Regions from separate parts of the Homo sapiens genome. Here region 1 is linked to region 2. Evidence: chromatin loops called from intact Hi-C (ENCODE). Cell type or tissue: mammary epithelial cell. All regions are shown on one strand. Each heading gives the region's core, and the rest is flanking DNA. Links, peaks and the distances in the headings are about the cores only.

The links. Hi-C counts contacts between places; a loop is a spot of excess contacts. Peaks named below come from ENCODE experiments on the same cell type or tissue, not always from the same donor. Only the 100,000 strongest peaks of a DNase experiment are listed, where the experiment ranks them.
Region 1: it touches region 2 in a loop (8-fold over the local background); 6 of 110 quality-filtered maps call a loop at or near these places.

The regions. Positions count from the first base shown.
Region 1 is chr5:160,641,400-160,654,350 of GRCh38, forward strand. ATP10B (ATPase phospholipid transporting 10B (putative)) reads right to left here. Exons shown (of 26, transcript NM_025153.3): 8 at 7,772-7,857; 9 at 2,739-2,845. Among named protein-coding and RNA genes, the nearest start is that of MIR146A, 160 kb to the left of the region's middle. RefSeq lists a silencer at 3,606-3,761. In mammary epithelial cell, for the core only: a CTCF peak has its summit at 8,109; no DNase peak of the experiment used is centred there.
Region 2 is chr5:160,431,355-160,447,721 of GRCh38, forward strand. No RefSeq gene overlaps it. Among named protein-coding and RNA genes, the nearest start is that of PTTG1, 18 kb to the left of the region's middle. RefSeq lists enhancers at 1,076-1,165, 2,705-3,144, 5,522-5,581, 12,004-12,063 and a silencer at 7,527-7,586. In mammary epithelial cell, for the core only: CTCF peaks have their summits at 7,199 (motif pointing right) and 7,952 (motif pointing right); DNase peaks (open chromatin) are centred at 7,247, 7,937 and 10,277; H3K4me3 peaks cover 799 bases; H3K27ac peaks cover 359 bases.

The DNA.
Region 1 (12,951 bases), core at 4,449-12,448, 210 kb after region 2:
CCACTCCTATGTTGAAGTTTTGCATACAATTTTGGTTAAAGAAAGGATGACAAAGTTTGAAAACTACCAATCTCACCCAGTCACCTTCTTCTCCAGTAGGGGAAGCTGAGGGCTAGAGGGTAAAAAGGATCTGCCCAAAGTGAAAGAATAAGTCAATGTCAGAGTCACATTGTGAACCCAAGATTCAGATTGCCAGTGTAGTTCTCCTTTCACCAACCCCTGGGACCCAAGATCACACACCTAAGAGCTAAGAGTCAAACTGAGACTTTGTCTTTAGACAGAGCCTCTCCTTTGGGGCTGCTGAATGTTAACTACAGTGCCATACTCCTCAGCAGTCAAATGAAAAACACATCAGTTGCATATTTTCTGTGCAAAATTGAAGAAAACCAATACATCAGCTCCAGAAGCAAACGGCTTTTATGCTGTTTAGCTGGTTGTCTTGTGGATTTAAAGTAGCAACAAAACAGTAGGAGCAAAAAAACTCTAGGCTTTTAAAATTAGACTCAAGTTGCTGCAGTTGTGAGCAGGGGTTCCAGCAGTACTCCTGGGCCTGTAGAATTTCTGCCTGCCTCTCAGCCTCACTCCATTCAGGGATCCTGGGACTATCCCCTTCACCCACCTGATCCTTGCCTTCTGAGACCCCTCTGTTCTTTTGGAAAGAGTTGGGTTCAAGGGGAGGAAGTATGGGGCAGTGGATAAGAGTGTGGGCTCTAGAGTCGGAGCTCAGCTCTGTGGATACTTGACCTTGGGTTGCATAGAGTTCAACTCAGGAGGCATGTGACTTTGGGTGAGTGATCCTCTTTGTACTTCAATTCCTCATCTAAAAAATGGGAGATGATTGTGGTGTATGAAGTGGGAAAATAAATCAATACACACAAAGTACTAAATTAGTTTCTGGTAAGTTGGGACTCAGTGTTTGCTGTGAGGAGCACACACCTCTACATTGGACCTCTTTCTTCTGTAAATCTCACCTTGGCCTTTTTGGGCCTTTGACTCTGAGGCCCTGTTTTACCCGTTGATAATGTCAAGGGTGAAATGAGAATTCTGGACCATTGCTCTCACCAGGAGTGATTTTACTCCCCAGAGGACATTTGGCAACGTCTTGAGAAATTTGGGTTATCTCACTTGGTGGGGGGTGCTAATGCATCTTGTGGGTAGAGGCCAGAGATGCTGCTAAATACCCTACAGGACAGCCCCCGTCACAAAGAATAATATGGGCCAAAATGTCAATGGTGCCAAAGGTGAGAACCCCAGCTCTAGATAATAATGTTAAAAACAACTGGTATCTTCTTTCTCATAGTTTTGCGGGCCTGATGTATTCCAACTGTCGTATTAGGCCCTTTTCACAGATAATCTCATTCTAACATTATAAAGCTACAAGGTAGAAACTATTAGTCCCTCTTGCACTGAAAGTTCAACCATCCTGTTCAGGAACATGCAGAATATGAATGGATTTTACCCATAGGCAGCCCGACTAGCTGGAGCCATGGTTAACACTCCATATCTGCCACCTTATATACCACTCCCATCACCTACTCAAGGTTTCTTCTTTATTTCTGTTCAGGCAGAGAAGCAAAGCTCTAAATCTATGTGATTATGATTACCATTTTCTTTTTTGGTACAGTGGAGATTGCTGGAGAGTTCATTTTTAATAGGTTTACCAGATGGTGTTGAACTCCATTGCTAAAGATCTTCGAAATAAGTCATCTGAACTGACAAATATAATCCCCCTCTCCCAAATTAGGGAAAGCTAGCTAAATCGTGACATTATGTTTAAAAAGACCTGTTTTTCTTTGACAATCCCAAAGAGTAAATCTTATGGTAGATGGATATTTAAATGCTTTTCTATGTCCATCAGAAGTGGGGTTCTATGGAGACCAAACCAAACAAAAAAGCAATAAGCAAACTATTCCAAAGTGTCCCAGTGAGTGGAAGACTCAGAAGAAAACACATTCTGGAGTTTTCCAGCAAAGGTAGATGCTCCAGAGAGACCATGTTTCCTCTGTTGTGGCTGAAGTCTTCAGGTGTTCATGTAACAACAGGTGCGTTGCGTACCTACGAGCACTGGTGTTAAGTACTAGAGATACAGCAGCTCCAAGATTGCCCTCCAAGACTTTAGATTCCATTGTGAGAAGCGCTGCTATTATCTTTTTTCATTGGAAAGCAGGATCAAAGTGGGAAGGAGAGATAGGCCTCCATATATGGAGCCATAAAATAAATAAAGGTAATAGTAAAAACATAACTGCAAAAACAACTAAAACCCACTGAGCCCTCTCTTTGCTATAGGCAGTGCTGGATGCTTTTCATGTGCTGAGTAATTTGATCCTTACAAACACTCTATGAGGCAGATACAAATATTCTCCCCACTGTACAAATGAGGAAATTGAGGCTCCAAAGGGGAAGTTGTTAAGTTTGGTGAGGTTATTCCACAGGCTTAAGAAGATACACTTCATTCTGGCTTTAGTTAGTAGCACAAAACCACCGGGATGATTGAGTGTGAATCCCTTTCCCTATCTAGTGCAGATGGGTGATATTAACTTGGAATCTCATCATGTCTCCTGTAGAGTGAGTGAACTGCTGTGATTCCCAGCCTCCGTTTGCTTAGTTGAGAAATGGGAAGTTACATGAGTAAATGGGAAGTTACTGTGAACAGTTGTTGGTTCCCATTGACTGAAGATGGATTTGGAGGGGGAAGGATAAAGGAAAATTCAGACAAAAGAAACTACCCAGACAATGACCTGCATAGATGACAATGCCAACAGCCATCTCGGTGTTTCTGATGGTGCAGCCTCGAAGCAGAAGACTCTCACAGCCAAAGCCAGTCCTGGTCTGGTCAGGATGCTCCCTGGGGATGATGAATAAAAGACAGGGGGTGGTTTGGTGGCCTTTCCTTGCTGTCACTGGGTACTGTCACAGAACTAGAAGTGGTGAGTGAACATGATCCCTCTCCTCCCTGTTTTTTCAGAAGAGTGATGGTAGCTGAGAATCTAATCTCCTTCATGTTCAAGGGTAGATCTCTTTTTTGCTCCTAGGAGGCCTGGGTGGGAGCTAGACCATTAGAAGGGAATTGTCCACCCTGAGAAAATTGTCCCATTTACCAACATAAAAGGCAGAACTCTGGTGAAAAAGCCTTGGCTTCAATTCTCATATTCAAAATGTTTTTATGCAGGTTGCAGCAAAGAAGTCAGCCAAAACCCACCAAAACCAAGATGGTGATGAGAGTGACCTCTGGTTGTCCTCACTGTTACACTCCCACCAGAGCCATGACAGTTTACAGATGCCATGGCAACGTCAGGAAGTTACCCTATATGGTTTAAAAAGGGGAGAAACCTTCAGCTCTGGGAATTATCCATGCCTGTCCCAGGAAACTCATGAATAATCCACCCTTTGTTTAGCATATAATCAAGAAACACCCATAAAAATGGGCAACCAGTAGGGCCGGGTGCAGTGGCTCAAGCCTGTAATCTCAGCACTTTGGGAGGCCGAGGCAGGTGGATCATGAGGTCAGGAGTTCGAGACCAGCCTGGCCAACATGGTGAAACCCCGTCTCTACTAAAAATACAAAAAATTAGTCAGGCATGGTGGCAGGTGCCTGTAATCCCAGCTACTTGGGAGGCTGAGGCAGGAGAATCGCTTGAACCCGGGAGGCGGAGGTTGCCGTGAGCCAAGATTGCTCCTTTGCACTCCAGCCTGGGCTACGGGGCAAGACTCCATCTTAAAAAAAAAAAAAAAAAAGGGCAAGGGGCTGTTCTGCTATGGAGTTACCCTTCTTTTATCCCTTTCTTAATAAACTTCCTGTCACTTTAAAAAACAAATAAGCAAACAAAAGTGCAAGGGAACTGGCTTCTGGCCTTACAAGGACTGGCAGTGTTCACATGCTCATTGTCATTCAGCTTCTGGGGACCTGAACTGCAGAAGGTGAACTTCCAAGGGGAGCCTCCAGGTAGTCTTGCTTTTCATACAGGGGACAGGGGACAGGTAAGAATGGTAAAGTAAGGAAGGGCAGGTCATGGGTTCCTCTCGTTCCGAGCCACATCACTCACTCGGCCTCTTTCCTGTACCAGCTTTCACCTGCTCAACAGCTCATAAAATAGACCTCACAGGAGTGGCCCTTTGCCCAAATTATTGGGAGGCAGATCCTAAAAGTAGAGATAGTTTCTTCTTTCTTCTAGTCCAGGGAGCATTGCAGTTTTCCACCTCACACTAGAAACTTCTGAGTCCAATCAACTCTAGTTATGACCTGGGGTCTGGCCTTTACTCTATCCTGATGCCGTTCCTTTGAGATTTTCAGCAAGCTTAAATATAACTTTCCAAACCTATTTGGGAGAACAAAAAAATAATAATCCGAACTCTTAGAGCTCTTTTTTAAACGTGTTGTTCTTCAATACTTCTTATCGCTAAGTCCAGTTATAAGCCTTTTTCACTGAAGCCTCATGACAACCTTATAAGACAGGGCTTATTATCATACCCACTTTACAGATAGGGAAACTGAGGCAAGTTCATAAAGCCAGGAAGTGGCAGAATGGGGATTCAAAACTAGTCTGGCCCCAGAGTGCTATACTGCCACTCAATATGCCTTTTAATGCTAATGATTCCTCACTGTGTTTATAAACTACATTTACTTACATGATTTTGTTTGACTCTTTGTGGTCTGGGAAGTTAGTAGGATGATTATTTTTATTTATGAAAAAGTAGAAGCTCAGAGTGGCTGAGATTTTTCCAAGGCTATACAACTAGTACATGAGACATCCTAAGACCAGGGAATCTAGGTCACAGACACCCACCCTACTGAGATTTTCACTACCTTAGGGTACCTAAAGTACTACCCCACTCACCCACACTAAATCAGAGTCATTTCTATTTTCACTTCTGCTGAATATGTCAAGGAGGATGTTTCATTTCTTGCTAGTATGTTCTTGACCCTATTCTAATGTTTGTCTATCCTACTTTTTAAAGCAAAGGATGCTATGGCAAATAATAGTTAGAATATAACTGTTTTGATTTCATTGTATTAATTTTTACCTCTTAAGTATAGTAAGTGATCCTGGTTTCCCATAGGGCCCAGTGATATAAATTTTCCTTTTCAAATAAATTTTGGAAAAAGTAAGGTAATTAAAAATCTGGTAGATAAAATAGATTTTACTGAATATGATAAAAATCATAAAGGTGGTCTAAGAATGTCTGAGGTTCAGGACCCACCATTGCTCCTTCTGTTTATTAAGGAGGAGGCTGGCTGTGGATTTAATACTGGGCTAATGAACCTTGCTTGTCTCACTGTCAGTAGCTTGTGGTTTCAAGAATAATTTTAGGATGTTCTGAAGTGATAGCATATGAGAGAGGCTTCTACTTCTCTCGGTTGTAATGTTCCTTTTCAAAGAATGGTAGAAAAGGATTTGCTATCTTATAGCTGTTGTCTATTTAGCGCTCTTGGTTTACAAGGATGGTCTATTATACTTTTTATAGGCCAGCATTTCTCAACCTTGGTGTTATGAACATTTTGGACTACACAATTCTCTGCTGGGGTGGGGGGCTGTCCTGTGCATTGTAGCATCCCTGGCCCCTACCCAGTGGATGCCAACAGCACCCCTCCCCAGTTGTGGCAAGAAAAATGATTCTAGACATTGTCAAATGTCTCCTGGTTGGAGGGGTGGTTTTGTTGTTGGTGGTGATTGTCCCTGGTTGAGAACCACTGCTCTGTAGAGATTCTTTCATTCAAAAGTCGCATTTTCAAATTGGACACCCTAACTTTCAAACAGATCATTGAAAGCTGTTGATCTTCTAGCCAGCCTGTGCAGCCTCAGGGAGCTTCTAAATTAACGGAACCCACAGAAGCTTCTGGGAAACCCAGAGGCATCAGACCAGTGGGTCTGCTCAGGAAGAAGGTGGAGACCATCTGTGGGTGCCAGGCCTGAGGGTGTTCTTGCTGAGTACAGCAAGGATGTAGGAGCACAGCAAGGAATTCTCCTTCATTCCATGGGTTAGCTACTCCGCAGTCCAACTGGACTTTTAGGACTCATCCATGAGGCCCAGTCATGTGGAGGAAGGACAGGTCTCCCAGAGCAGCAACTAGGAAGAGGAGGTGCTGGGGGCTGAGTGAAGCTGGGAGAGTTCTGTCCTGAAATCCGTCTGAGAGGGGCAGGCTGGAGCAGGTTGAAAGCTGAGAAAGGCTGGCTGTTAGCCTGAGCTGTTCTGGGGAGAAAGGGTCCTAAACAGAAATCTAACAATGAGGCTGTTCTCTAAGAGGATATGGAGAGTGACTCAAGGCGTGAGGGATTTGGGATGAATCAAGTTCACAAACCTAAGGCACAAGGGGCGCCCTTCTCTTCAGAGCAGGTGACAGGCTTTACCTCCTTTGCAGCAAAGGCCTTTTCCCCAGGACCTCAGGCCCTTCTCTGCTTGTCTCCTTCTGCTCGCTCTGTGTATTTTAAAAGTAATTTGCCTATAAAAGCTATGGTTTCTCTGGTATTCTTCTTATTGTTTCTCCTTTCTATTTCTCCTCATTATATCCCTCATGGCCTGAGGACATGTGGGTGGAAGAAAGCAAAGACAACTGCATTTCAGGGAGCTGCAGGCCCTATTGGTGGAGAAATTGGTGTAACATGGCTGAGCTCCGCAATGTACGGCTATGGAAAGCACACTGGGGTTGGAGTCAAAAGACCCCCATATAAGTCCTGGCTTTGTCTTGTTCCTGCTGTGAGTTAGGGAGAATCTTTGCATCTATAAAGTCTCAGATCATCATAATCCACATCACGATATTCGCTTTCTGGGGTTGTTGTGAAGATTACACATGACAATGTTCTCTAGAAGTCCTCTGAAAACTGTTATAGCAAGCTTGTCCAACCCATGGCCCACATGTGGCCCAGGGTGGCTTTGAACATGGCCCAACACAAATTCATAAACTTTCTTAAAACATTATGAGATTATTATTATTATTACTACTTAGCTCATCAGCTATTGTTAGGGTTAGTGTATTTTATGTGTGGCCCAAGACAATTCTTCCAATGTGGCCCAGGGAAGCCAGAAGTTTGGACACCCCTGTAGAAAAGCATCGTATAAGGGCATTTACTCACATCTGTTACTATGGCTCTTATTTTGTGGGAAGACTAGTGGTCTGATAAGGGAGCAGAATTGCAGTAAAATGCTTAGGCTGAACCAAAGTTGAGGAATAAGAATAACAATTATCCTAATAGCAGGAGCCACTGTTAATTGAATATTTCCTCTCTGCCAGTTGCTGTGCTAAGGGCTTTGTGTATGCTGACAATCTTAGAAAAGAAAAACCCTTTGATATAGATATTATAATTTTATTTTATGGATGTGGAAACAGGCTCAGAGAGGTGAATTAATTTACCCAAGGTCATACAGCTTGTAATTTGCAGAACCCCGATTCAAACCCAGATCTGTCCAATTCCAAAGTCCCTGTTCTTACCTACAATGCAATATAGGCACTTAAAAAATTGATCTTAATTAAATCATATTCACCTTCCTGAATCAGAGCACAATCTTGATTTTGATGCTATTTTACTAAGGTTTTTTTTTTTTTTTTTAACAACATTGGTGAATTTAACCCTGCAACATAAATAACTATCACTCAGCAAAAAAAAAAAAATAGAAAAAGTTTCCCAATTTAAATTTCTCTAGTCCCTCTTTATCACACACACACAAATAAAATTCCTCAGGATGAAGATGCTTATTTGTTTGGTCATTTCTAGACAATATATTTTCTAGCTGCAGCGGAGATATTTACTAGCAGCATGGGACATGAGATACTTACATATAACCCTTAAATTTGTTGAGGTGGTTGTTGGGTTTCTCACACACGATGGTATTGTGGAAAAGCTCTGGTTCGAACTGTACCTCCTGTGAGAGAGAGGACTCTGTGAGTTTATTAATTCAGAGGGATCTAGTTTTAATAGGATCACTGGGAGAGCTAATCACTGTTAGAACCATTGCAAATAAGGTAATCCATGCTTTGTCACACTTTGATAGTTGTAATGTGTCAGAAAAAAAAGTTAAGTCCTCATTAAGGAAGAGAAAGCAAATGCCAGTGAAAAGTTTGATGCAGGGCAGAGGGAGGTGATTACCCTGATTGCATTTCTCTGACCTGCCTGGGTGTGGGGCTGTAGCCCAGATCTAATAGAACTTACTGCAATGATGGAATGTTCTGAGTCTGCATTGTGCAGTATGGAAGCCACTAATCACATGTGTCTATTTAGCATTTGAAGTGTGGTAGTTTGACTAAGGAATTGTTTTCTTAAAAAATTTAATTTGATTTTAATTAAGCTTAAATAGCTACATGTGGCTAGTGGTTATCACATTCGATACCACAGAAATAGATAATTAAAAAGAAGGCATTATAAATCACACCACATAGAGATATCCACAGCTAAAATGCTTGCGCATGTAATATTTCCAGGGTTTTAAATATATATATCCATTAGCCAGGCATGGTGGCTCACACCTGTAATCCCAGCACTTTGGGAGGCTGAGGCAGGCAGATCACCTGAGGTCAGGAGATCGAGACCAGCCTGGTGAAACCCCGTCTCTACTAAAAATACAAAAATTAGCCAGGCATGGTGGTGTGTGCCTCTAATCTCAGCTACTCGGGAGGCTGAGGCACGAAAATCACTTGAACCTGGGAGGTGGAGGTTGCAGTGAGCCAAGATCGCGCCACTGCACTCTAGCCTGGCAGAGCAAGACTCTGTCTCAAAAAAAAAAATTTTATATATATATATATACACACACACACACATACATATATATACATATATATACATACATATATATATACATGTACACACACACATACACACATATGTACATATACACACATATATATATCTCCACACCCACATATATTTGTGTAGGTATATACATGTGTATTTACACATTTTAACAACGAGATTCAGTGTTCATTACAACTGTCCCAGCACTGAGTAGCTAGATTAAACATTAAAAGCTGATTGAGCCAGTGTCCTTATACAATGGCTGGAATGTAACAAAGATCCCACCAAGGTTGCCTAGGCTTTTCCTGGGACTTGAAGCATGAGAGGATAATGAAGGAATTCTTATCAGGACCCTTTTCAGGATGAAATAAGTTTAATTGGTGGTCTGAAGAAACTCCCCAGGCCTCCACAAACAAGTTTAATGGTGTCTAAAGGAACTCCCCAAATCCTTATGATTTGTCAGGAGACAAGATAAAGTAATCACCTCAGCACCTAGACTCATTTAGATTAATTAAACTTACTGAGGCTCCAGAAGTAGGTCTTCAGGACCCAGACCTTAGTTATAGATTAAAAGAAGTTAATCACTTATGTCTTCAGATGAATGCACACTTACACGTAGGCATATAGCTTAGAAGGTATATAAACTCTGGAAAACTTTGTAACTTTGAGTTGGTCTGGCAATAACTTCCAGGCCTTCTCCCTGTAACTGGTTAGAGAAATAAAAACTCTCTTCCTCCCCAATTCATCTGCATCTTGTTATTGGGCCACGAGAAATAGCAGCCCAACCCTCAGTTTGGTCCAGGAGCAAAATTGACCATATTTCCTTTAATCGTTTCACCATTTAATAGGTATAGTGTTTCAATTTGTTTTGCTGTTATAAAAATGCTGTGAAAATAGTAGCTAATAGAGCAAAATAAATAGCATTTACTGGACACTTATTTCTGCCAGACACTGTAATAAGAACTTTATTATTTATTTTCAAGCTTACCGTCATTCTATGAAGTAGGAGCTTTAATTTGCCTTTCTTTAGAGATGGGAAATCTGTGACTGAAAGGTAAAGAAGGCTCCCCATGGTCAAACCTATTTAAATCTCATGGGCTGGGATTTTAATTCAAGTTCACCTGCAGACCCTCTACTCCTTACTTACTCAGCACATTGCTTCCTGGTGAACAGTCTTGTAGCTAAGTATTTTTTTTAAAGGCATTTCTGTTGTACAAACTCTTTTAGTCCAATGGGGATGAAACACAACTTGAGGTGGGGAGATCTTGCTTTCTGACTCTCCTCTACATTGACTAATCCTACGTTCAACTCATGAGCCTTCGTTTCTTCATCTGTAGAATGGGGCTAACATCACCTGCCCTGCCCATCTTAATTGTGCCTCAAAAAACAGAATCTATGTGTTAAAGTGTTGAAACATGTAACATTCCACCCAAACAGAAGGCAGCAGTGGTAAAGGTGGGATTGGAGATGGTTTCCTGGGTAGAGCTTTTAGCAAAGGGCGTGAGTTTATCACTGAAAGCTTCAAGGTACAGCTGTTCAAAGGGGTAAATTGATTAAAAGAAATGATAGCATTTTCTGGCTTCGTGTAAATATACTGTCCATTGGATTTGAGGGGGTGCCAACATAAATAAACTCTCTACTCACTTGAAATAAATTACCCATCCAGGAGTTTCTAAAAATATGGCCCTTTTCCCTCCAGGTATTGATTCTTTCAGGGACAAACACTTGCTGAGCTCCAAGATGATGACAAATCATGCTGTAATTTGTCAGCTGCTTTCATGCCCCTGATTAAGTCATGTGCTTCACTCCTGATCCACACCACTCAGCTCAGTGGTGGGTCTCTAAATCCAAACTCATTTCAGATATGACTGGCAGTGGGGTCTGAGCACTAATGATCCTTCTGTAATGCCTCGGAGTCCCTGCTGCCTGTTTAATCACACCTGCCGGGCCCCAGCAATGGTGAAGTTTGACTCTTGTTCCTCTGTTGGGGCTTCCTAGCCACCTCCCTCCTGAAATGTCCCTTCCTCCTGCTGTGTCTCCTTTCCTGCTGAGCACAGGACTTTTGTCCCCATCTTCCTCTTTTCATGAAAAGGTGACCCTGCTCTTTCTAGCTACTTGTCCCCTGGGCTCTCTTCTTCAGTTGGAGGAAGAGGGGCTGTGGAGAGGGGCATATGGGTCCTGCTGGCTGCAAAGACAACCACTGAGGCCCTGCTTGCTTTTAAGAATTTGCTGTATTTCCCTCCAGGGCAGCTGCTGGGCCAGCTCAAGACACAGAGAACTGCTGAGCCTTACAAACCTGTCAGGGTTCTTATTTATTTATTTATTTATTTATTTATTTATTTATTTATTTATTCGAGACAGGGTCTCACTCTGTCACCCAGGCTGCAGTGCAGTGGTGCGATCACAGCTCACTGTAGCCTCGACTTCCCGGGTTCAAACAATCTTCCCACCTCAGCCTCCTGAGTAGCTGGGACTACAGGCGTGCACCACCAGACCTGACGAATTTTATATTTTATAAAATAAAATTATATATGTATATATTATATATACATATATAAATACATATGTATAAATAATATATACATATATAATTTATATATAATATATACATATATTTATGTACTATACATGTACATATTATATACATAAATATAAATATATATAAAAATATATAATATATTATATAATATATTATATATTAATTATATATAATATATATTATAAAAAGATTATAAATTATATATAATATATATAATATATATATAATTATATAATATATTATATATACATGTATATATAATATATTATATATACATGTATATATAATATATTATATATACATGTATATATAATATATACATACATATTTATATTTATATATTATATATATTTATATTATATATTTATATATTTATATTTATGTATATAATTATGTATATATTTATGTATATATAGTGTATATATTATATATACACGTGTATATATAACATATACATGTATATATTATGTATACATAAATATATATTATAAATACATAATATATATTATATATACAATATATTATATATACAATATATTATATACTATATATCATATATACATACAAATATGTAGTATATATACATACGTAGTATATATACATACGTACATACATACATAGGTAGTATATATACATACGTACATACATACATAGGTAGTATATATACATACGTACATACATACATAGGTAGTATATATACATACGTACATACATACATAGGTAGTATATATACATACGTACATACATACATAGGTAGTATATATACATATGTACATACATACATAGGTAGTATATATACATATGTACATACATACATAGGTAGTATATATACATATGTACATATATACATAGGTAGTATATATACATATATTACATATACATACATACATATATACATATATATTACATATACATATATACATATATACATATATACATATATACATATATACATATATATTATATATACATATATACATATATATTATATATACATATATACATATATATTATATATACATATATACATATATACATATACAATATATACATATATACATATATATTATATATACATATATTACATATACATAAATATATATAATATATACATATATACATATATATTATATAGACGTATATACATATATATTATATAGACGTATATACATATATATTATATATACATATATAAATATATATTAATATACGTATATACATATATAAATATATGTAGTATATACGTATATACATATATAAATATGTTGTATATACGTATATACATATATAAATATATGTTGTATATACGTATATACATATATAAATATATGTTGTATATACGTATATACATATATAAATATATGTTGTATATACGTATATACATATATAAATATATGTTGTATATACGTATATACATATAAATATATGTTGTATATACGTATATACATATATAAATACGTGTGTGTGTGTGTATGTATATGTTATAGAGATGGGGGTCTTACTCTGTTGCCTAGGATGGTCTCAAACTCCTGAGCTTAAGCGAGCCTCCTGCCTCAACCTCCCACAGTGCTGGGATTACAGGTGTAAGCCATCGTGCCTGGCCAGGGTTCTTATTTTAACCTTGTTCAGGAGTTTCTGATTCCCTTGTGAGACGGTGTAATGTCCTCTCACTACCCTGTAGTTTTTCTT
Region 2 (16,367 bases), core at 3,345-11,344:
TGCCTCCCTTTCTTCCCCACTCTGAGGCCTGGAAACTCAAAAGTAGCCAGTAAGGATAGTCATCGGCCTCACCTCACTTATTTCACATTCCTCAGGCATCGCTGTTCTCTGTCGCCTGATGTTCACTCTTTGGGCAGCCCTCATTTCATATATTTTGTCTTGTTTTTTAGTTTCAGGCAGGAGAGTAAATCTGGTCCCTGTTACTCCATCTTGATTGGAATTGAAAGTTCCTTCTAGATATTCCTTTCATTTTTTTTCTTTTTTGAGACGGAGTCTTGCTCTGTCGCCCAGGCTGGAGTGCAGTGGTGCAATCTTGGCTCACTGCAAACTCCACCTCCCGGGTTCATGCCATTCTCCTGCCTCAGCCTCCCGAGTAGCTGGGACTACAGGCGCCCACCACCACGCCCAGCTAATTTTTTTTTTTTTTGTATTTTTAGTAGAGACAGGGTTTCACCGTGTTCGCCAGGATGGTCTCGATCTCCTGACCTCGTGATCTGCCGGCCTTGGCCTCCCAAAGTGCTTGGATTACAGGCGTGAGCCACCATGCCCGGCCTTTTTTTTTTTTTTGAGGTAACATTCACATAAGAAAATTCATTTAAAAATGTACAATTCAGTGGCTTTTAGTTCAGAGTATATGCAACTATCACCACTGTCTAATTTCAGAACACTTTCATCACCCCCAAAAATAAACCCATGCTCATCAAGCACTCATTCCCCACTTCATTTACTTTGGAATGATGTCCCTCTGCCACCAGGATGAAGTCTGAGTTGCTCAGTGTGGCTCACACGGCCTTGTGGTGGCTCCTTGGGGGTGTAATTTCCTGTCCTGATTCACCTGGCCAAACCTGTCCATCTCTAGTACTCCAATGAGATGCTTTTCTTACCAGAAGCCTTTGCACTTACCATGCTCGGCTGTGTCTGGTCCTCTCCTCCGCTCTACTGGGAGCAGGATGAGGTGTGTCCTGTGCACTGGTGTATTCTCTGCCTGGCATGTGGCAGGTGCTTCAGGGACTTGCTGAAATGAGTAAAGATGTCATCAGTCCCTGGGGATCCAGGTTTCTAGAGACCCAGCGACTGCACTGTACCCACTGTTAGCATCACACGGTATCAGGGCCAGGGAGCCTGACTTCAAGGTTTCCAGAGAGAGAGTGGTGGGGGCAGGCACAGGTCTAGGAGGTCAGCTTCTCCTACCCTAGACAGTTCCTGGTCACCTGTCTGTCTGTGCCCCACCAAGCCCAGGTATAACCTGTTTACTGAGAAGCTCCAGCTCTGCTGGGGAAACATAAACTGAGTTTCTTTCTTTTTTTATTGCCACCAACTGTGTTTTGTTGACCTGTTCTCCTTTCCTCCTTTCTGGGTGGTGGGTGATGCTGAGCAGCATTCAGACAGATTTCATAGCTTTCCAGTTACTTTTGGTTAAAATTAAACTTTGCTTATTTTAAAACTTGAGGTTCACACCTATTTCAGGCTCTTCTCCCTCTCCCCTAGTACAGGCGAGGGCTTGGCAAAAGCCCATGTGTATGCTCTGCTCACCACACATGTCCCTTCTCCCCTTCCGGTGTTATGACCCTCATAGGGGCTTAGTCCAGCCCCAAGCCTGGGAGGACGGCTGGAGGGAGAAAAGAGTCTGCTCGTGTGACAGGCCACTTGTTGGTTATGGGAAGTGTGCTGGCTTCGTTCTGGCTGTTGTGCTCTGCACGATGCTGGTGGCCTCTGCTCATGGGGAGGTCCTTGTGTAGAGAATCACCCTCTTCTCCACGGCTGAAAACCCTGTCCCTCCTGAGAATGGCAGCCTGCCTCTCTTCCCACACCTTTCCCAGGTGGGCCCTTCTATTCCTTGGTCCAGGGGCTGTCCAAGGCCTCTGCCCTTCCATGATTAACCACTGGGATCTTTTCCATCCCCTTTGAGGGCTGCAGAACCAGGATGGGGTGAAGGTTTCCCTGCAGGCCTGGGTACTCCAGCAGGTCCCCACCGTGAGAAATCTCTGGACCAGGAGCAGGTGCCAATCTTTAAGTTGCAGTGAGTCTCTACATGCCGATGATCCTCTCCTCCCCGCAGTGCAGTGAGAAGGCTGAAAAGGACAATAAATACTCCCAGAATGCTCTCTCAAGAGCCCTCTCTCTCACCAGTCTTGGTTCTGTTGGTGGCACCAGCATAGGCTTACCTATTTCTCCTGCAACTCAGCTGGTGTGTGTCTGGGGGTGAGAGGCCATTCTCCCCTTCCTGAAGATTCCTATCTTTATGTGTTCATTTAAAGCTTTTCATGACTGCAGGTAGGAGAGGAACACCTCTCCCACCACGGACACAGCTTTTCTCTGCAGACATCCCCAAAGCGGGCCACCTCATCTATCAGGCCTCTTTCTGCTCCTGATGGTTGATGCTCCTAGGACTGGCATCTCTTGGCAAGCCCAGAGCTAACTTTAGAATATGCTACACTCAGTGGCTTTTGGGGACTTTAGCTGCATGTTTTCAAGCAACAGGAACAATCAAACAGCAGATCTGTCTCTCCTTTCCAGCCAGAGTGAACTTGGACATGGGTCTTGTTTATCCTTGCAGTCTCCAAGTCCAGTGTCTTGCCTGGAGTAGACGAATGATCAGTTTGTGGAACTGAATCACGGCAGGAAGAATGAGTGCAAAGAGGCTCCCTTTGGCTCTGTGTGCACAGGCTCCTGGGAGGATTTGTGCCTACACTCCCTTCTGAAGAGGCCTCTTTTTCCTACAAGAGGAGCCTGGGACTGATGAGCCATTTCTCTTTTCAGATCACATAGTGGAACAGACCGCAGGCCCCACCTTCCTCCGCTGCCCGAGGAGTGGGAGTGGGTTTCCATGGCAATGGCACGCACCAGCGCTCACCTCCGCTTTGCAGCCCTGCTGCAGAGGTGAGAGCTGCCTGCCTTTGGTATGCTGCTCAGAGCCCAAGCCAGGCTGGCTCCTGGCTTCCTGCAGTCTTGCAGGGAGGGACACCAGAAAGGACAGCAGTGTAGGGACGCTAGCCCAGAGGTATAAGTCAGGGGCAGGTCACATGACTAAGAAGCATCTTCATCTTACTGGAAAGATGAAAAGTTAGTTGAGTATGATGTTCTGTATTACTAGTTGGAAAACTGGGCATGTGACTAGAGCCGTACAACACATCGTATTTCAGTCTTGTAGTTGGAGGCAGAGAGGGTGGTATGTGAGATGCCACAGGGGAGAGAGGGAAAGGCAGGCATGGACTCATACCTTGAAAAAGAGACAGAGAAAGAAGGGGGACCTAAGAAAGCAGCAGACACAAAACTACATGGTGCTTGGTGCCTACCGGGTACTCAGACACAGGGCTGTTGAGTTTTATGGGAGGGTTGTGTTCCTGAAGACCTTGTATAATTACCATAAATTAATGTAATTTAAGACTAATCCTGACATGGATGTTATATTTGTGTGCTAGGGCTGCCATAACAGAATACCATAGACTGAGGGAGCTGAAACAATGGACATTTATTTTCTTACGATTCTGGAGGCTGGAAGTCCATGGCCGAGGTGTGGCAGGGTTGGTTCCTTCTGAGGGCTCTCTTTTTCTATTGTAGTCATGTCCCTGGCTTCTCACTGTGTCCTCTCACGGTCTTTGCTCTGTGTTGCCTGTGTCCTAATCTCCCCTTCTCCTAAGGGCATCAGTTAGATTGGATTAGGGCCCACCCAGATGACCCTGTTTTAACTTGATTAACTCTTTACTGGCCCCATCTCCAAATACAGTCATATTCTGAGGTGCTGGGGGTGAGGACTTCAGCATATGAATTTTGAGGTGGTGGGGAGGGACACAATTTATAACAAGTATCAAGTGTTTCTGTTACAGAAGCAAAGTTATATGGCAAAAGTATAAACATTAATTTAAAACCCAATAAAAGTGAAATTAGATGATTCTTGATAAATTCTAAAATGATAGATTTAAAATTTTATGTAGAAGTGAGATTTAGTGATCCTTTTTATTGTTCAGATCTGCATAATCCAATTTTCCTCATGCAAAAAGAAAAAAAAATCAACTGAATGGCCACTATGAGCCAGGCACTCTTCTAGGTACCAAGGATACTGCACTGAACAAAACAGACAAAAATCTCTGCCCTCCTTATGAAACTTACATTGTAGCCAGAAGAAACAGACTATCTACAAAATAGTCAATTACATGGTATGCTAGAAAGTGATAGGTGTAGTGGAAAAAAATAAAGTGGGAAGGGGGTATGTCCTGTGGGTGAATGGGTAGGTGGAGGAATTGCAATGTTAAATAGAGAAGTTTTGGAGGGCCTCATTGAGAAGCTACTTTTGAACAGAGATTTGAAGGAAGTGAGAGAGATACCCAGAGGACATCCAGGGCTGTATCTATCAAGGAAGCCAGAGAACATTTACAAAGGCACTGACGTAGGAATGGATTTAGTATGTTTGAGGAATTGCAAAAAGGTCAGCAGGGCTGGAGGGTAGTGAGTGATAGGGAGAGGGTTAGGAGACAGGGCCAGAGAAGTAGGCAGAGGTTGTATCATGGAGGATCTTAGGGGCTGTGAAAATGAGTTTGGATTTTAAGTGTATGTCCCTGAAAGACCAAAAGAAGGAGGCAGAGTAATGTTGAGCTGGGAAGATGGAGAGTGGGGTGCTTGAAGATCAGATAATCAGTTATGGAGTGTTTGAAGTTTTTCTTAGTGACAATGTCTAGGAGATGACCATGGGACTGGGTGGTTGAGGTAGATGGAAGACAAGCTCACTGGAGAATTGCCAAGGAATTCAGAGGACAGTAAGTTGGAAGGCATAGACAGAACAAAGGAGCAGTAGTAAAGAGAATGGCAGTGAGCTACGGACAAAATCTTTAAGGCGGGGTGGGGAGAAGGGAATGACACAGGTGTTTGCAATGAGATAAGCAATGGATGGGCCTATTTGATGATATAAGATTCCAAGCTGCAGTTTGAGGGTAGAGGGAGAGAGTGTGGTCTGGAGGCAACAGCGAGGATACAAGAGGACACTATCCCATCCCCCTACTGTCGTACTGGGGAATGGGGTGGAACAGGGGTCCCCTCTTCACTGATGCTGATGGGAAGGCCACATGAGGGTTGGTGACCAGGGAGGGATGGCAGCCAGGGGAGCCCCACTCTAGATGTGAAATATGATGTCTTTTAGGATACTGCTATTCATGACTCATTTACATATTTTAATAAAACACAATTGGGAGTATCACTTCTTGACACTGGGCTTCTTAGTCTAGGCGAAATTGAGTGAGAATTTTTAGAAAGTTCTTTTCCCTAGAAATGGAATAATAGGAATGAATAGTGATATGGTTTGGCTGTGTCCCTACCAGAATCTCATCTTGAATTGTAGTTCCCATAATCCCCACGTATGGTAGGAGGGGCCCGGTGGGAGGTAATTGAATCATGGGGGTGGTTACCTCCACGCTGTTCTCATGATAGTGAGTTCTCACAAGATCTGATGGTTTTATAAGGGGCTTTTCCCCACCTTCGCTCTGCACTTCTCCTTGCTGCCACCACGTGAAGAAGGATGTGTTTGCTTCCCCTTCCTTCATGATTGTAAATTTCCTGAGGTCTCCCCAGCCCTGCAGAACTGTGAGTCAATTAAACCTCTTTCGTTTATACATTAACCAGTTTTGGGTATTTCTCCATAGCAGTGTGAGAACAGACTAATACAAATAGTTTATGCTCCTTGGTCTTTATATAGAGGCATCTAGGATTAAAGCAGAGACCCTCTTTATTGCTTGAAGGATTCTGTTTTGGGACTCATCATTGCCCTGATGGCTGGCTGCATCCGGAACACAGAGGAAGAAAGAGTTGCCTTCAAGGACATGCCATTTCCAGGAAAAGAGCAAGAATGTAAAAAATAAAGAGGTTGAAATGAGTTTATGAAGTTACTAAGAACATTACAAGTGGAATGAACTCCCTGGAGATGTGACTCTCAGGAGGGCAGAGCCCTTTGTTCACTTGCCCTATGGACAGCATATTGTACATCAGTGCTTCCAAAAGGGTGCCTAGACATACCAGGGGTCCCCAAGACCTTTTAGGGGTACATGACATCAAATATATTTTAATAATAGTGCCAGGATGTTATTTGCCTTTTAAATTTCCATTCTTTCACAAGTGTACAGTGGAGTTTTCCAGAAGCTACTCCAAGTATGGTATTATAGCAGAGCAAATGAAGAAGTAGATGTGAGAAATCAGCTGTCTTAAGCCAGATAGTAGAGATTTTCAGAAATGTAAAACAATGTCATGTTAATTTTCTAAATGTGGGTGTTTTTTGGTTTAGGAAAATAGTTACTTTTTATAAAAATATATTAATTATGTTATAATTAATTGCTTTATTGTGATAATGTTTAAATAAATATATTTTAAATTCCTCAGCTTTAATTTCTAAAACTGTAAATATTGATAGGTATAATCCTTATAAACAAAAACTCTTTTTCATCCTTAATAATTTCTTTAAGAGTGTAAAGGAAGCCAGGCAAGGTGGCTTGCATCTATAATCCCAGTGCTTTGGGAGGCTGAAGTGGGAGGATTGCTTGAGCATAGTAAAACACCATCTCCACAAACAGCAACAACAAAACCCAGACTGTAAAGGAATCCTGAGACCAAACAGTTTGAGAACTGCATGTCTAGTGGATAAGCACCGAGGCTCTGGAGTTAGTATGCTTGGTTTGAAACCTGGCTTTGTGATCTTAGGCAAGTTACTTGACCAGAGACTTAATTTCCTTATCAGTAAACTAGGCTATGTCACAGTTATTGTGAGCAACAAATGAAATAATGCATTATTCATTATTTCATAAACGATCATTTCATGAATATTTCATCAAGTAATTTATTGAATACTGTATCTATGTATACAAAACCCTGTGGTTGCTGCTTTGAAGGATGTAAAATGACACAAGCCACAGCTCCCACTAGCAAGAGGTTTGCTGTCAAGGGTGAGATTTCTGGATTTGTAGTTAGCACCTTTGGGTTCAGTTCCCAGTTCCACCCTTGACCAGCTGATCTGACTTTCAGCATGCCACTTGCCGTTGGCTAAGGCCAGATCCTGAAGGCATCTTCGATGGTCCACAGAGCAGACAGTAAATTCCCACTTGCATCTTTGAAGCATCACTGCCTCCTGCCTCAGTTTAACAATTGGTTTTGTCCTTCCCTTTGAAAATGAACTGCACTACCTTTCCTCCCAAGCTAATGTAACCATGCCACTAGAGGGCACCTCCTGCCTTCTCAGTCAGTCGCAGCTTCCTCTAATTTGGAAATGATCTTTCAGCTGAGATGGGTGGTACGTTGGGGTTCGATGTCTTTAGGATTCCTCAGCTTGATGGATGTGGTAAGTTTTGTCCGAAAATCCTGATTGTTTTTTGCTTTTTCCTTTTTTCTTGTTTTTTTCTTTTACATCAGACCTCTTTTAATAAAACTGGGGTGGAGAGGTTGGTGGAAGGGAGGGCGCTGTTACCACCGCCACCTGACATTGATAAGTACTTACTGGCTGCCAGATCAGTGCTAAGTGCCTCACACGCATCGTCCTTTGGACTCTCAGAGAAACGCCATGGGGTGTGGGTATGCGTGAGCATTCATTATTGATGGTTGGAAACTTGGGCTCTGATTGGTTAAGTAACTTTTGCAACATCCAGCTAGAAGGCACACTTGGTACCACGAAGCGGTCTCCATAGAAGCTGGCCTCACCTGGCTGTTAAGTCAAGCAGGGAGCGGCGGGTCTTGCTGCTCTAGGACAGTAGTTCTCAGCCTTATCAGACATAAAAGCCCCTTTCTGTATGAAACATTTCGTAACACCTCCTGTACTACCCTGAAGTGATATCCACAGGCAGTGTGTGCCTATGCTTACATGTCCGCTTACATACAATGCAAAGGAAACCTTCTCCTTTTAGGAAAGTATGTCTTACAAGTATTAGGCTTGTCTATCTACACCAGAGGACAAAGGTGCCGGGCTAATTTCGAAACTGCCCACCAGGGGGCGGCATACCACATTCCCTGCTGCGATCAGCTCGCACAGACAGTCCCCCTCCGTGGTGGCTTTGGCTGTTTCCCCTTCAACTGGAATTGCCCCGTTAGACTCTTCCTGAGGTCCCCGGAGTGGCACAGGGGGTTGTGGTGGAGAGTGAAGCGAAGAAGTCACAGAGCGTGGAGCTGACCCTCATGTTAGTGTGATAGATTTCTAGTCACGTGTACCCACCATGAGTACAGTCAGATGCTTTAAAATTTTAGTTTCCTTACTGAGTGATTTGCTTACAAAGTGATTAGGAAGTAATATGTTTATTTTCATTGATACTGCTTTAAAAATTTTTTTATATTATAGTCAGTGAGCAGTATTCGTTTAATATTTTTCTTTAAATCAATTCAATTTTTCTTTAACATGAATACATATATTTAAACGGAAACTTTAATGTGTCAATGGAAAACTTGCATCATTTGACATAATCGGAGGGTAACCAAGACGAAAAGAAAAAAAGCAATGGTACTAAGTTCTTGCTGATACTGATGCGGTTTCCCACCAAGGATCCATTTTCTCTCTTAAAAGAGTTTCTTAAAGAAATATTTAAGGAAAGCTGTTAAAGATATATTAGCACTGAATTGAGATTATCCTTAAAGTAATCAGAGAGGCTAAAAGAGAAGTGAAAAGGGAATGGTTTTCTCATGATGTCGACCAACATTATTTTATTTTTATTTTTTAATTTCAATAGTTTTTGGGGAACAGGTGGTATTTGGTTACATGGATAAGCTCTTTAGTGGTGATTTCTGAGATTTCCGTGCGCCCATCACCAGAGCAGTGTACACTGTACCCAATGTCCCGTCTTTTGTCCCTCATCCCTCTCACCCTTTCCCCCGGAGTCCCTAAAGTCCATTATATCATTCTTATGCCTTTGCATCCTCATAGCTTAGCTCCCACTTAAAAGTGAGAACATACGATATTTGGTTTTCCATTCCTGAGTTACTTCACTTAGGATAATAGTTTCCAACTCCATCCGGGTTGCCGCGAATGCCATGATTTCATTCCTTTTTGTGGCTGAGTAGTATTCCACGGGGTATATATACCACGTTTTCTTTATCCACTCGTTGGTTGGTGGGCATTTAGGTTGGTTCCATATTTTTGTAATTGTGAATTGTGATGCTATAAACATGAGTGTGCGTGTGTCATTTTCATGTAATGACTTCTTTTCCTTTGGGTGGATACCCAGTAGTGGGATTGCTGGATCGAATAGCAGATCCAATTTTAAGATCAACACTATTTAAAGTTTTGTCTGTGTACCAGTAAAATCATCTCCTATATACCAGTGGACACAGTGTCTCCCCCTGTGGAGACAGTGGATGGCTTCCTGGGCTGGAGTCGAGGGACTGCTTGCTAGCTGTGTGTTCTGCACTGGTTGCTTGCCCTCCCTGAGCCTTGCTGTCCTCATCTATAAAATGAAGAGGTAGGAGGAGATAATCGCTGTAATTCTTTGGGATCTAATGGTCTAAGACTCTCTGAAGTACTGATTCTTATTGGAAGGAGATACAGTACTTAGCAGGACATCCTCCTTTTTGTGTGCCTACAGCCTTTGAAGGGGCACGGAAAGCTGCAGATTCTCCAAAATCCCAGCTGACACCCCCATCTCTTGAGAGGCAATTCAACCTCCAGGAAGAGCCAGCAGCTTAGACCCTGGAGTCCAAGAGACCTGGATTTAAATCATTGCTCTGCCTTCTACTAGTTTTGTAACTTTCAGCAGATCACTGAACCTCTTTGGCTTCAGCTCCCTTGTCTATAAATTAGGAACAATAATGCTATTTATCCTTATTTTGAAGATCAAATTATTATATGCATGGTAATTGCTTACCATAGTGTCTGGACCATAACTTAGCTGTTATTATGGTAATTCCTAAGGTTCTTCAAAAATGAAACAACTTTCCTGGAAGTAAGCCACTGGGGAAGTTATTTGGTTGCCCTGCCCCCAATATTTTAAACCCATGAGATGAAATGAATATCATGAGCACCCAAGAAAGGGAAGCCTTGTTTGAGAAAGGTGAGTGTGAATGTACAAGGCTGCCTACTCCCATGTGGCCTTGGGTGTGGTGTGAGAGACCAGCGTTATTTGTGTGGGACTTTACAAAATATTAAACTTTTTTTGGTTTTAAAGTACTAGTTGAGCAACTTGTGGCTTTCCAGCCCACAGGCTTCCTGAGTCTCTGCTTGGTCCCTATGTGCAGGTGCTTACAAGTTGTGGGGACAGGGAAGTGTGGGGGAAAAGTAGAGGGGTAGGGTTTACCCCTGGTGGCCCTTGATTGGCTCCATCACCACTGCAGGCCTGTTCTAACCTGGCCAGGGCTGGATGAGGTGGCTGGGGCAGTGGAATCCTGATGTTTAGAAAAGCTGCATTGCTCATGCTGGGAAACTCCTTCCTGTGAGGTCTTTGCTGCCAGTTCTGGGACATTCCTGACCAGATAGAATTCTCCTGATGGAGATATTTCATTGGGATGATAATATGAATGCTACCTAAAGCATGGAGAGTTTTGGTATTTGAGCTGTGGACCTAGATTTTCATCCTGACATGACCACTCATCAGCTCTGTGACCTTGGGAAAGATACTGAACACCTCTGGTTCTTTCTTTCCTTATCTGTAAAATGAAAGAGTACCATACCAGTGGTTGTGAGTGAGCATGTGTGTGTATGTGTGTGTGTGTGTGTGTATGTATGTGTGTGTGTGGTTGATAGATCACAAAGCCTTTTCAAGAGCTAATGAGAGTTATAGACCCTGTCTCCAGAAAAGCATAGGTCCCCATTACATTTTATATATAATTCCAGGGTTTTAAAAGACTTCCCATCCCCCAAACCCATCCATAGATTCCAGAGTACAAACAGTGGTTCTATGCCTCATTCAGCTTATAAGCCTCTGTGAAGCCCATGGCTTCCAATTTGGCTTCCCTACTCAACCCAAACCAAATGTAGATTCTCTTAATTTGTAAACTTGTGTTTAGTATATTCTCCCTAAAATACCAACTCAGCCCAACAGGGCCTTGGAAAAAATGTGCTACCAAGGCCATTGTGTATGAAAGTGCAGGTATTCCCTGCACAGGGCATCCTCCGCTGCTTAATCAGGCCTTTTCCTAATTAACATATAGGTGGGCCCGGGCCACCAGCAGCTTTTGCAACATATACGTGGGCACCAAATATAAGGTCCAGCGGGAGATTCTCCATCTAAAGGCTTGACCTGCATCTGGTTCTCTCTGTGAAGCAGTGGTTAGGAAGAGGGGTCATTAGGCTAGAAAACACACTCAAAGAAGGCTCAGGCAAGGCTGAGCTCCTTGAACTAGTTGGGACTTTTTTATGGAAAGAAACTGGAGTTTCTTAATTGCCACTGGAGTTCTTAGTTGCAGACAACAGAAACCAGTCCTGGCTGATTTAAGCAGAAAAGGAATCAATTGAGAGCATGTCAAGTGGTTCAGAGAAATGCCAGGAAAATGATAGAAGAGGCACCAGATAAAGGGAGGTAACAAGGAAGGTCAGGCATCGGCCAGGGTAGCAGTCTGGGTGATGACACAGCGCCAACCTGGCATGGATGCCACTGACACTGAAAACCCTAGCTTACACAGCCAGCACAGGTGACACAGGATGCTGCTGCTATTGCTGCCACTATTACGATGGGTTCATGGCATATGCATATCTAATTGGTTGAACCTGGGTCATGTCCTCAACCATCCCTGACACTTTCAAATTCTATGGTGGGAGGTGCTCTCTGCTTCCCACCAAGACTCTTAAGTGGGGGAATTCCTCCAACAACTGAAGGCAGCCCTCCAAAGTCAACTAATAGTCAGCAGGAACAGAAACCAGCTTGAGCTAGCTTTAGTATAAAAGACTCTTTCAGGCTATTGGGTGTTTCATGAAACAAAGAACAGGAGGGAAGCCAGGCCTTTGGGAGGGCGTGGAGCCAAGTACTTGAAAGTCAAAGAACTCTTTTCCCAACTCTCACCTCTGCTTCTCTGTGCTCCTTCTTCACTTCTTTCTCTCTGCATTATGACACTTCATTCCCTCAGTCCAGGAGATGGGATCAGGTGGTCTTTGGAAAGGCTTCCTCCCATGGCTCAAAGGACACCTCCTAGAAAAGCAAGGCAGGCATTCACTACGGGGTGGCTTCCTGCCCCCTTCACACCTTCATTCTGGTCACTCAGCTTGGGTGTCTGCTGTTTGATACTGTTTTCTTCTCCACTCTCTGCTGAGGTCCCTTTAGATAGCCTGAATATCCCTCTTCGTATCTCTCTGAGGCTGCAGGTGGAGGCTCATATATTCCTAGAATGTTAGGCCTTCGTTTTACAGATGCACAGTCTGAGGCCTAAGAAATTAAGTGACTTACTCGAGATTCTGACTGTCCCATGAATGGGTTGGAACATGGTGCTTAGCATGTAGAAAGCTCTCAGTAGACTTTAGTTATGTCATTCAGATTTCTTTTAATTCAAAGCACATTCCTTTCCTTTTCTCTCTTTTGTTCTCATGGCTCTCTTTCTCCACTATTTATTTGTCCTTTCCAAAAATATATACTGAAGGCCTTCTGTGTGCCTGGTAATATTGTCGATGCTGGAGACTCATCTGTGAACAGACAGACAAGATTCCTGCCCTCCTAGGGCTTTTATTTCAATGGAAATAAAATACACAAACAAGATTATTTCTGATGGTTATAGTGCTCTGAAGGAAATAAGAAGAGAAGTGAAAAGGTTTGGCTCTGAGGGTGGGCTACTTTTGACAGCGGGTTCAGGGAAGATGCCTCTGAGTTGGCGATTGGGAACTGAAGTCTGAAAGATGGGAGCTGAGGAAAGAGGGAACAGAAAATGCAACAGCCTTGAAGTGAGAACACCTGGAGCTTATTAGCAACAGAAAACCTGGAACACGATGGGGCAGAGAGTGATGGGAGAGGAAGGCAGAGGTCAGCTTAGGAGTAGCTTTGTAATGGTGTGATTAAGTGTAAAGAGAAAAGAGTGATTTAAGTAGGAAAGTGTCATGATCAGATTTACATTAAAAAATGATTTTTATCAGACAATTCCAAATTGAGAGGCATCCTATAATCAAACCAAACAACAGTGACAATAACCCAACTGGCTGGCACTCTTCAAAAATATCAAGATCATTCAGGTCCTTTGCTCATTTTTAAATAGAATTTTTTTTTCTGTTGAGTTGTTTGAGTTCTTTGTGTATTCTGGATATTAGTCCCTTGTCAGATGTATAGTTTGCAAATATTTTCTCCCATTCAACAGGTTGTCTCTTCACTCTGTTGATTGTTTCCTTTGCTGTGCAGATATAGTTTTAGTTTGATGTAGTCCCATTTGTTTGCTTTCATTCTTATTGTCTGTTCTTTTGAAGTCTTACCTGGAAAATCTTTGCCTAGACCAATGTCCTGAAGTGATCCCCTTACGTTTGAATAGACATATCTCAAAAGAAGACATTCAAATGGCCAGCAGGCATATGAAAAAATGCTCAACATTGCTAATCATTTGGAAAATGAAAATCAAAACCACAATGAGATATTACTTCACACCTATTAGGATGGCTATTATCAAAAAGACAAAAAATTAACAAATACTGGTCAGGATGCAGAGAAAAGTGAACTCAACTTTTGATGTCAATGTAAATTACTATAACCATTATGGGAAAGAGTAGGGAGGTTTCTCAAAAAACTAAAAGTAGAAGTACCATATGATCCTGCAATCCCACTACTAGGTATTTATCCAAAGGAAAGGAAATTAATTTATCAAAGACATAGATACCTACATCCCCATGTTTATTGCAGGTCTATTCATAATAGTGAAGGAATCAACCTGAATGCCCATTAACAGATGAATGCATAGAGAAAATATGGTATATGTACACAATAGAATACTATTCAGCCATAAAAAAGAATGAAATCCTGTAGTTTGCAGCAACATGGGTGAACCTGTAGGACATTGTTTTAAGTGAACTAGGTTAGACACAGAAAGATAAATACCACATATTCTCATTCGTGTGGGAGCTAAAAAAATGAGCTCATAGAGGCAGAGAGTAGAATTGTGGTTATTAAAAGCTGGTAAGGGTGTGGGAGGGGAGGATAGGGAGAGGTTGGTTAATGAATACAAAGTTACACCTAAAAAAGAGAAATAAATTCTAGTGTCCTGTAGCACAGTAAAGTGAATATGGTTAGCAATAATTTAGTGTATATTTTCAAAAAACCAGAAAAGGGGGTTTTGAGTGTTCACAAAATAAAGAAATGATTACTATTTGAGGTGATGGATATGTTAATCACCCTAATTTGATCATTACACCTTGTATACATGCTTCAAAATATCACTTCTTATCGCATAAATATGTATAGTTATTATGTATCAACTGAAAGTAAAAGGAAAAAGAAGTCAAGGTCATGAAAGACAAGGAAGAGCTGAGGAATAGTTCTACATTAAAGAGACATGGCAATTAAATGCAGTGTGCAATTGTGGGATGAATCTGGGACTGAGAAATAAGTTGGTAAAGAACATTATTGGGGGAAATGATGAAAATTAAGAATAGACTGGCTTTTGAAAAGAGGATTGTATCCTTGTTAAATTTCCTGAATTTGATAACTTGAAGGTTATGCAAGAGAATGTCTTTTTTCTTAGGAAATACATGTGAAAATGTATAGGGGTAAAAGGGCATGATGTCTGCAACATACTTTCAAATTATGAAAAAAATGTATGCATAGGGCAAGCAATAGCAAATGTGGAACAACAATAAAATTTGGTGAATCTCCATGAAAACCATAGTTGAGTTCTTTGTACTATTCTTGCAACTTTTCCCTGGCTTTGATTCTTGATGTGGCTGGGTTTAAGTCTATTTAATCTTGCTATTTGTTTTCTACTTGCCCATCTGTTCTTTTTTTTTTTTTTTTTTAAGACAGAGTCTCACTCTGTCACCCACACAGGAGTACAGTGGCACAATCTTGGCTTACTGCAACCTCCACCTCCCGAGTTCAAGGGATTCTCCTGCCTCAGCCTCCTGAATAGCTGGGAGTACAGACATCTACCACAAAGCCAGGCTAAATTTTGTATTTTTAGTAGAGATGGGTTTTCACCATGTTGGCCAGGCTGGTCTCGAATCCCTGACCTCAGGTGATCTGCCTGCCGTGGCCTCCCAAAGTGCTGAGATTACAGGCATGAGCCATGACACCTGGCCTGTCCATCTGTTCTTTGCTCTCTTTTTCCTCTTTTGCTATCTTCTTTTGGGTTAAATATTTTGAAAATGATCTCTTTGTTGACTGATCAGTTAGAAATTTTTTTAGTGGTTGCTTTTGAGTTTATGGTATATGTCTTTAACTTATCATAGTATACTTTTAAGTGTTATTATGTCACTTTATTTATAGTATAGGAATCTTGCAACAATATGCTTCCATTTCTCCCTTCCTAGTCTTTGAGCTATTATTGTCATACATTTTTACTTTTTAATATATTATAAATCCTATATTATATTGTCATTATTTTTGTTTCAATGGTTAATCATCTTTTAAAGAGATTTGAATAATAAGACAACCTCTTCTATATTTTTTGGTATACTCTTTATTCCTTTGCGTATGTCCAGATTTCTTTTTGGTATCTTTCTCCCTCTGTCTGAAGAGCTTCCTTCAACATTTATTTTATTTTTTTAAATTTATTTTTGAGACAGAGTCTCACTCTGTCACCCAGGCTGGAGTGCAGTGGTGTGATCTTGGCTCACTGCAACCTCTGCCTCCCAGGCTCAAGCGATTCTCCAGCCTCAGCCTTCTGAGTAGCTGGGATTACAGGCGCCCGCCACCAAGCCTGGCTAATTTTTGTATTTTTAGTAGAGATGGGGTTTCACCATGTTGGTCAGGCTGGTCTCAAACTACTGACCTCGTGATCCACCCACCTCAGCCTCCCAAAGTTTTAGGATTACAGGCGTGAGCCACCACGCCTGGCCTCAACATTTATTGTAATGATGGTGGAAAAGTCTTTAATGTGGAATTCTAGGTTCAGAGTGTTTTTGCCTTTTAGGTTATTGCCTTCCCTGTCTTTCTTCCTCCCTCCCTCCCTCCCTTCTTCTCTTCCTCCCTCCCTCCCTCCCTCCCTCCCTCCCTCCCTTCTTCCCACCCTCCTTTTCTTTCCTTCACCCAGCCTGGAGAGCAATGGCGTGATCTCAGCTGACTGCAAACTCTGCCTCCCAGGTTCAAGCAATTCTCCTGTCTCAGCCTCCCAGGTAGCTGGGATTACAGGCGTACCCCACCATGCCTGGCTAATTTTTGTATTTTTAGTAGAGACAGGGTTTCACCATGTTGGTCAGGCTGGTCTTGAACTCCTGACCTCGAGTGATCCACCCACCTCAACCTCCCAAAGTGCTGGGTTTACAGGTGTGAGCCACGGAGTCCAGCCTCCCTTTAGGT